Linked DNA regions of Homo sapiens: all the other regions are linked to region 2. The links are chromatin contacts, found by Hi-C or POLR2A ChIA-PET in ENCODE. All regions are on one chromosome and are shown on one strand. Each heading gives the region's core, a stretch centred on a gene start or an enhancer-like site at or near the end of the contact. The rest is flanking DNA. Distances are from core to core; before and after follow the strand shown.

Region 1 (2,882 bases), core at 377-2,876, 960 kb before region 2:
TTTACAAAATTCTGTAACTTGAAAGATGATACATATTCTGATACATATTATTCAATAATATCAAAAATGTGATTTTTGTTGAAAATTAATTATACAGGTTTTGGAGGTTGCTTTGATACTTTTTAGTACTCTAGAATAGCATTTTTGACACATCTTTCCATACTTCAAATGATATTCATGATCTAAAGGAATTAAAACATCTTAAAATAATAAGAAAATAATTTCCCTCTTCAAGTTCAGGACCTCATAACTTTGGTCTCTTTTAAATACCATAACTAAAAATAGATGAGGCCCTCATGAATTCATTCAACAAATATTTAATGAGGGTCTTTTTCTGACAGGTAATGTTCCCTGTGTGAGGGATACCAACCACTGTTCCCTGTGTGAGGGATACCAACCACAGTGGTCTAACTCTGAGACACGCGTTAAACTTTAGAGTTTAAGCTAAAAGTGCTCTGGTGCAAATAATGGTGCTCTCCCTCAATAAATCCACTGGCTTGTTCGCCAGGATCATTCGTTGGCCTAATCATCTTAACCTAGAGAGAGCTCAGGCTTCGTAGCTAGCTCAGGTTTGCAGGCAGGTTTTCATATCATGTCCATCATCTCATCACTGAAAATTCATAAAAATTCTGTCATTAGGTTTTTCTAGATATTAATAACATTGTTGTAATAAAGCAACCCAGACCTCTCGTTTCTATGTAAACAAAAAATTGCTTTACACAAGGGGTGTGGGCGTCTTCTGGTTTTCATTTGTTTTCAGTGTGTTTATGCAGCTTAATTGTCTCATCAGGCACTTTCCCAACATAATTATGCTTTTTAACAAATGGTGTTTATGGCAACCCCTAACAGTGCAAAAGAAAGGATTAGTTTCATCCTCTCATTCCACATTTTGATTCCCTGTGGACAGCTAAATCACACAAAGATGGTGTTAGAAAAATTCACCTTCACAGCGAAGCTGAAATGAGCGGCAGTACCAGGCTCAGAAAGTGACCCAAACGCAAGCCCCCCAAAACACTCTGTGTTTGGGACAGGGAGATCCTAGTCCTCCCAGCTCATCCTTCAATTACCATTGGATGACCTCTGGTGATAGATTAAACACTCGGCCGTCCCCCGCCCCCGCGCCTCCCCACCCGCGGAGAACCTAGCCTAGCAAGTGCAAAGTGCAGCAGTTCACCTGCCCCCTGCGCACGCACCCCACCGGCACTTGGAGGCCGCAAGGACGCTCGCCAGGCTGCCGCAACGCGTGCTGGGGCCAGAACCCCGCTGCTGGGATTCCCTGCGCGGTGCCGACTAGGTTCCTGGGTGGAGTGTCCCAGGACCACGTGGGCTGAAAGGGAACCCGAAGTGACTCCCGGCCTCCCCACAGGTCTCGCGGGACGCAGCAGCGGCGAGGGCGCGGGGTTGTGGCGCCTGGGAGCGAGGGGCAGCCGGCGGCTGCGCTGCCCCGGCCGAGCTCTCGAACCAGCGGCCGCGCCTGCCGCTCTGCGGTTTGGGAGGGGAGCGGACCTGCGAGCGCCGAAGGGCGGTGGGGCAGGGCGACCGCCCAGCCCAAGTCGCCGCCGCGCGTGGCCCGCGCGCAGCCTCCGCCGCCGCGCGTGGCCCGCGCGCAGCGTCTGCCGCCGGCTCCGCCTCCCGGACGCCCGGAGCGCGCCCCACCCCAGCCGCACACCGACCGGGCTGGCTCTGCCTCTCCCTCCCTGACCCGGCACCACGTGCCTGGCGTCCTTGAACGCTTCAGATTTTTATCAGTGTTGCCTTTTCGTTTGCTCTTCCGTATCGCCAGACCCTCCACAATTCTCTAGTCAATTAATGACTTTAAAGGGGCATTGGCATCTAATGATCAGGTCTTTGCCTATTGATCATGCACCAGCAGGGGGCTCTTCTCTCGTTTCCTTGGAAGGGACACACGCACTCACACACACCCTTCTGGTAAATCCCCTCCTGGAGGATTAGTGCCCCCCGTGACTGTGAACTGGACCCACCCCGGGACAAAAGCAGTCCTTGCGCATACCCATTTAGTCAAAGTTACAACGAATATGAATCAGGCTTCCGCATTTCCTTTTTTTCTAGGCCACTCAACCTTGAAAACACATTTCGCTTCCAAAAAATCAGGACCTGCTTTTTTTTTTTTCGTGTAGCAAGGATTAAATGTCACCATTTTGATCCAATTTTGTTCCTGTAGTGAAATAATCACTAAATAACTACTTTGACGGAATAAATTAATTTTTAAATCTATTTTTTATTTTCTAATTATAATTTTTAAACACAGATTTGAGGAAATTAACATTTATGTGGACATTTGGTTTCTAGCCTAATGTGGCATAAAAATAAGTAACATAATGAGTGTTAAAAAAAATCAGGTTCATGATGCTTCTCACATCATCATCATTGTACTTAGATGTCACAACAGTATTATGTGCGATTATGTCAGATCCAGCCTTCTCCATCTCGGAGTGTTGGCAGGTAGGAGGGTTGTTGGCAAGAGGAGGGGTGTTAACCTCAGGATCCTGGATCCATTCCAAGGCTGGTAATTACATTCTGCCAGCCAAAATTCATCCCATAATTTTAATTGGATAAATCCTTTCTGGCCTAAGCTACTGCTATGCCTGTCAAACTGTTGCCACATTTCACCCCAGAGGTGTCTGTGTTTTAGTTGCAAGAATCAGTCCCTTTGAGGTTGGCTTATCTGTTTAAATCCTCAAAATGCACTGGGATCCTATGGAATTAAATATATATTTAGGTATTTTTTTCTACTAAATCTGCATAGAAGTGCATAAAGTAGATACATACCCATGTTATTACCTAAAGACCAATACCTATCTAATGTCAGCATTCACTAGATAATTTTGAGAGCTTTTTAATCAGACCAATATTCCTAACTT
Region 2 (2,700 bases), core at 177-2,676:
ATTTAACAAATATTTGCTTAATGATTCAGTAGATGATCTTGGAACTCTTTTAAGTGGAGTAAATGTTAAATCCTTGAGAATGTATGAGACTGCCATAGAAGAAAGTATCCAGAAAGAAAAGGTATCAGTACAGAAAAGAAGAGTCAGAAAATACCGTGCAAAGGCACATTCAGAACGTAACCAGGATAGCTGGAGCCAGGATTCAAGGAGAGAGGTAGGTAACATTCAATGCTCAGAGGAGGCAAACAGGGTGAAGAATAAAACACTGGGTTTGGCAATAATTTCAGGAACGAACGCTGAGAAAGTCATTTTTCCATGAAGTTGCGGGGGGGTGGGGTAGAGGTCAGATAGTTAATTAGGGAAAAGAAGTCAACAAACTATTTTATCAAAAGGTTTAGGGAAGAGAAGCCACTCTCCTCCTACCAGAGAGTGAGGAAGCAACTGGAGAGAAGTAAACTACTGTACAGTGAATAAAAACATGGGGCTACATCCTAGAGGCGCTGTGCATCTTTATCTGCACAGAGTTTTGTCACGTCCACAGTGCTTTTCACACGCACTATCTAATCTGATCGTACCCCAGCTCCCTGATGATATAGCCTCTAACTGAGGGGTTCTCAAGGTGCGGACCAGCAGCAGCATCACAGATAACTTGTTGGAAATGCACATTCATGGGTTCCACACCAGGCCTACAGAATGAGAAACTACGGGTGGGGCCCAGCAGTCTGTTATAACAAGTCCTCCAAGGGATTCTGATGCTCTCCAAGTCCCCATAGCCACCACACTCGGGAGACAACCGCTGCAGCGCGCAGGGACCGCGGTTGGAGGACAGAATTTCCCCTTCTCAATCTTCGGCCTGTGTCCTCTTCGCTCTTAAGGGAGGTAGTGAACAATGAGACAGCCCCTCAGAGAAAAGTCGCCAGGCAGGGGACTCAGCTGGAGCGAACTCCGCCCATCCCGGCCAGGGCGGAGGCGAGGTGCGGATTCCTTCCCCAAACCACGCCCCCATGCCCGCCCCCAGCCTCCGCCCCCGCACGACCCGAGGGCCCCCCGCCCTCGGGCTTCGACTTCCGGTGCTGGAGGAGGGGGCCGGCGGCGAGGGACTCCAGGAGGACGCGTCCAACTTCGAGACCGGCGGGGGCCGGCTCCGCTCTTCCAACCCCTCCATGTGTGAAGAGGGCGGACGACGCAGCGGGGGAAGAAAAATAAGCTAGTCTAGGACAAGTGTCCAGGCGACGTGGAACCCAGTAAGGGAATAAAGAAGACTGGAAACGTCTCTCCCCTCCCCTATCCCAGTCCCTCACCCTAATCCGCGCGCAATAGAAAAGGCGGAAGCGCCTGTCCACGATCAGGGCGGGGCAAGGGGAAGAAATCTCGCGATAGGAGAGCGGTCCGGGCGGGGGTGGCACCTCTCCCTCCTCCTGGCGTTAGTTCCGGTCGCAGAGGAGACACCGCCGCAGTTGCCGGTACATCGGGGATTTCTGGCTCTTTCCTCTTCGCCTTAAATTCGGTGAGACGCGGCGCCCCGCTCACCCCGGGCGGACGCTGCGGGTCGTGGACGCCGGGCAGAGGGAGAGGGAGGCGGCGGGCTGGATGCGGCCCGGCTTGGATGGGCCCGAACGGAGGTCGCCTCTTGAGGCCGGGCCGGATCTAGGGCCTGAAAGGCCGCCGCTTCGGCAGGGAGGCCGAGGGGTAGCGGCGGCCCGGGTGGGGAGGTGGGGTCCGGGTGTGCGCCGCGGCGCTGGCTGCGAAGGCAGTGGCCGAGGCGGGCTCCCTCTGGGCCGTGCCCGGCCTGGCTAACAAAGCCGCCGCGGCCTCTGTTGTGTGATGTACGCGTGGGGGCTTCCGGCGGGCGGGGCGGAGGGGCTGCCACCCACCACCGCTGCGGCCGCCGCCTCCGCCGCTGCTTTCGCTGGAGGGCGGGCGGATGTACGGGGCGCCTGGGGCCCCGGCGCAAAGCGCCTCAGTGACTGTGGTCCGCTCGTTGCGGCGGCCGCCACCGCAGGCGACAGGGTCAGTGGAGAAAGAGCCGCGGGACCCTACGGCGCCCCGCTGTGGCCGATGGGGTCCTGGGCGGGAAGCGGGTGATCTGTGGCTCGGGCGGGAGGCATGGGAAGGGTGTGGATTGGGAGACACGTTACCGGGGAGGAGGCTAGGACTGTGGGATATGGGCGAAGGAGGCTGGGCTGGCTGTTAGTTTTGCAGGCCTGAGTGGTGCAAGGCGGCCGCTGTTGCGGTCACAGGCATGACCTAGGGTAGGATGGTGCTGCCCGTAACCAGGCTTGTCAGAAGAAGGGGTTCACCTTTTGACAGTGTTTTAGAATTGGCATACACATTTTGGATGCCTGCTGACTATGGTGATAATCTCTCTTTGCGTTCTGCGATGCTTAGTGGTCGTGGAAGATGTAAGTGAATGTAAAGAGGAATGTGGAGAAAACTGAACAATTAGGTTTATGACGGGTGATCACTGTAGCACTACAATGTCGCTTAAAAGTAGTTCACAGCACTAATTTGAAGGGTTTCTTGTAGAGAGAAATGCACATTTTGACGTACATTTGATTCAAGTGCAGGTAATTCTTTGTGCCTGTATCGGGTATAATTGCCAGCTTTATATCCTGAGAGTGGGTGTTCCATTTGATTCATATGTGACTAGACTAAGGTTTGATGTTTTGCTTTAAAAATTAGTATTATGGCACTGATATT
Region 3 (2,950 bases), core at 268-2,767, 900 kb before region 2:
ATCTAACAATGGAAAGTAACATGTTTGCAATTGGCAAAACAGAGTGACGTCAGGTTGCCTAAATGTCATTATATACTAATTATTGTATAACTAACCTCTACTTGTTTTTAACCAGTTATTTTAGAAAGCGGCAGATTTCCTTAGTAATTAATTGAATAATTTTTGATTGATAACAATATTTTGATGTCAGATGGAATGCAACAATTTAGACCAGAGTAGGTTAGCATACTAAGTCACCAAGTCTATACATATATATAAATCATATTTTATCATTTGCTCATTTATGTTCCTACTCCAAGCCATTTGTTATTATTTGCATATGTAGACCAAAGAAAACAGTATGTGTGCTTAAATACACATATATAAACTCCGAACAATTATATATAAAGTGCTTAGATTTCTGGCCTATAGTAAACCCTCAACAAATGTTGGCTGTAGTTTTTTGTAATTTTCATTAATTATTCTCTTTACAGTGCTTTGTCTCACAAGTACTTGGATCTCATCCTCGCTCGCACACATTTCCCTGTTTTGTTTGTTTTTGGTTTATTTTTTGAGACAGGGTCTGCTTCTGTTGCCCAGGCTGGAGTGCAGTGGTGGGATCACAACTCATTGCAGCATACAACTCCTGGGCTCAAGCGATCCAATCTCCCATCTCAGCCCTCCCAGTAGCTTGGACTATAGGCATGCACCACCACGCCCGGCTAATTAAAAAAAAAAATTTAGTAGAGACAAGGCCTCCCTATGTTGCCCAGGCTGGTTTCAAACTGCTGGACTCAAGTGATCCTCCGCCTCGGCCTCCCACAGTGCTGGGAGTACAGGCCTGAGCATACATTTCGCCAAATCTTATTCCTACTCAACTGGCCACAGATAGTTGCTGGACACACATGACTTTCCTACACTGTTTAGTTTTTGAAAACCTCCAAATAGCAAAACACCAAGTAAAGCGTACTGCCTCGCCCCGTTTTTTTCCTGTCCTAGATCATGTACCCTGTTCCCAAACAGAGATGAATTAGCTTCATATCTAACCACAAATTCTCCATGAGCACAGAGATCTTCGTATATCTATAATAATTGTACTCAGGAAACTCAAGGTATGAGGAGAGAGATTCCCTTCCTTCGGGGCTTGTAGGAGACTTCCCACGGAATCTTCTTTGGGAATGTCTCCCTTTTAAGCCCTGAAAGACCAGATAAATCTCAGGTGAACCTAGAGAAACAGGGAGCTTCGTATACTCAAAAGTCTATACATTACGTATTATTGAACGGCGACCTGCGGCCGCCCCTGCTGCTGCGCATGCTCCATAACTGCCGCTTGCTATAGCTGGGAGTACTGTATTATCTCTTTGCTCTTCGCCGGCTCTTCCCCAGACTTCTGTTCGAACTTCCCGGCCGCGGCAGAACCCACCAATCACAAACGCCCTTCCTCAAGCCACGCCCACCGTCTTCTCCGGGATCCCAAGACCGATTTCGCCCACACCCCTCCCTTCCTTTCCTTACGCACGCTGCGCGCGGACGTCGGCCTCTGACGTCGTCGCCTCAGCGCCGGCTCCCGGCCGGGCCGCGGCCGCCGACCGTTGAGCCGCCGGCTGAGCCGCCTGCTGAAGTCCCTCCCTCAGGAACCCCTCCGCCACCCTCCACCTCCGAACCGCTCTCGCGGCGGCGACCCATGTGGGGGTTCAGGCTCCTGCGGTCGCCGCCGTTGCTGCTCCTGCTGCCGCAGCTCGGAATCGGAAACGCCTCGTCCTGCTCTCAGGCCAGAACCATGAACCCGGGCGGCAGCGGCGGCGCGCGATGCTCCCTCTCGGCCGAGGTGCGCCGCCGTCAGTGCCTGCAGCTTTCCACCGTGCCTGGAGCCGATCCGCAGCGCAGCAACGAATTGCTCCTGTTGGCGGCGGCCGGGGAGGGACTGGAGCGGCAGGACCTCCCCGGGGACCCAGCGAAGGAGGAGCCGCAGCCGCCGCCCCAGCATCACGTCCTCTATTTCCCTGGGGATGTGCAGGTAACTCGGGGCCTGCCTGGGTATCTGTTCCTTCCTCTCGTGTATACGTACGCGGTCACTGATTCTTCCCTCGTGGCTGCTGCCTGGTTCCTTTCCTTGCCTGAACACACCCACACATTCACTGAGGGTGGCTCTTCCTCTACTCCACGAAATCCAAAACCGTGCCTTCCACGCCCTTGGCGCCCTTTGTCCATAGAACCCCATGGGGAAGGTGTCCGACGAGGGCTACGATCTCGAAAGAGCCAGCTGTCGGTCCAGGTTTCCAAGAGGCGGAATTTGAGACAGGGAGTGACACGCATCTTGTATATTTATTCTATAATTTGGTTTCTCAGAGGACCGTGTGTGTGTGTTGGGCAGGGGACAGAGCGATGGCTTTCAAATTAAGTTAGCACGTAGTGTTTAGAAAACGGTGGCAGTAATTAAAAACCAAACAAACATTACAAAGGTATGACATCCAGTAACCCTAAAAAAGAGTGGGGATGGGTGGAAGAAAAGGGACAATAATTATTAAGCATGTCAATGTTTTGATGCTCACCTCTTTTGTACTTTTGCTTTTGCATGTTATGTTTATTATTTTATAGCTGCAGGTAAATATCCGTGGTTATGTTGCCCTGAAAACTGGGTCTTAATCTAACGTTGCATTATCTAATATGGTAGCCATTAGCCATATATGGCTATCTGAATTAATTAAAATTAAATAAAACTAAAAATCCAGTTATTCATATTAGCTGCATTTCAAGTGCTCAGTAGCTACAGATGGCTTGCGTGTGCTGTATTGGACAGCACAGATATATAGCATTATCATAGAAAATAATCCATCATCATAGAAAGTTCTAGACAGGTAAAGCTAGACTATAGCTAGGTATGTTTCTCTTTTTTGTTTTTTTGAGACGGAGTCTTGCTTAGTTGCCCAGGCTGGAGTGCAGTGGCGCAGTCTCGACTCACTGCAACCTC

The links. Hi-C counts contacts between places; a loop is a spot of excess contacts on that map. ChIA-PET counts read pairs that join two places held with the same protein, here RNA polymerase II (POLR2A). Pooled maps may share reads with other maps.
Region 1: a loop to region 2 is called in a pooled map, with 8 times the contacts of the local background. The contact joins the promoter of FTCDNL1 here to the promoter of BZW1 in region 2. A Hi-C loop is called at or near these places in 8 of 50 pooled maps. POLR2A ChIA-PET finds 5 or more read pairs at or near these places in 2 of 52 experiments (H1 and T-cell).
Region 3: a loop to region 2 is called in a map of heart left ventricle, with 9 times the contacts of the local background. The contact joins the promoter of C2orf69 here to the promoter of BZW1 in region 2. A Hi-C loop is called at or near these places in 5 of 168 maps with a recorded cell type or tissue (CD4-positive, alpha-beta T cell, CD8-positive, alpha-beta T cell, heart left ventricle and 1 more), 12 of 37 single-sample maps with no recorded cell type and 22 of 50 pooled maps. POLR2A ChIA-PET finds 5 or more read pairs at or near these places in 1 of 52 experiments (OCI-LY7).

What each region holds. Positions count from the first base shown.
Region 1 is chr2:199,849,566-199,852,447 of GRCh38, forward strand. FTCDNL1 (formiminotransferase cyclodeaminase N-terminal like) reads right to left here and starts at 1,627. Exons shown (of 5, transcript NM_001363886.2): 1 at 1,175-1,627. RefSeq lists a silencer at 1,408-1,687 and an enhancer at 1,519-2,093.
Region 2 is chr2:200,810,484-200,813,183 of GRCh38, forward strand. BZW1 (basic leucine zipper and W2 domains 1) reads left to right here and starts at 1,427. Exons shown (of 12, transcript NM_001207067.2): 1 at 1,427-1,507. It overlaps BZW1-AS1 (BZW1 antisense RNA 1), which reads right to left and starts at 1,687. Exons shown (of 4, transcript NR_110275.1): 1 at 1,302-1,687. RefSeq lists enhancers at 641-900, 1,749-2,264, 2,265-2,700 and silencers at 951-1,100, 1,631-2,000.
Region 3 is chr2:199,909,776-199,912,725 of GRCh38, forward strand. It overlaps C2orf69 (chromosome 2 open reading frame 69), which reads left to right and starts at 1,518. Exons shown (of 2, transcript NM_153689.6): 1 at 1,518-1,996. The coding sequence starts at 1,664. It overlaps LOC101927687 (a long non-coding RNA gene), which reads right to left and starts at 1,371. Exons shown (of 4, transcript XR_923766.4): 1 at 1,250-1,371. RefSeq lists an enhancer at 1,650-1,839.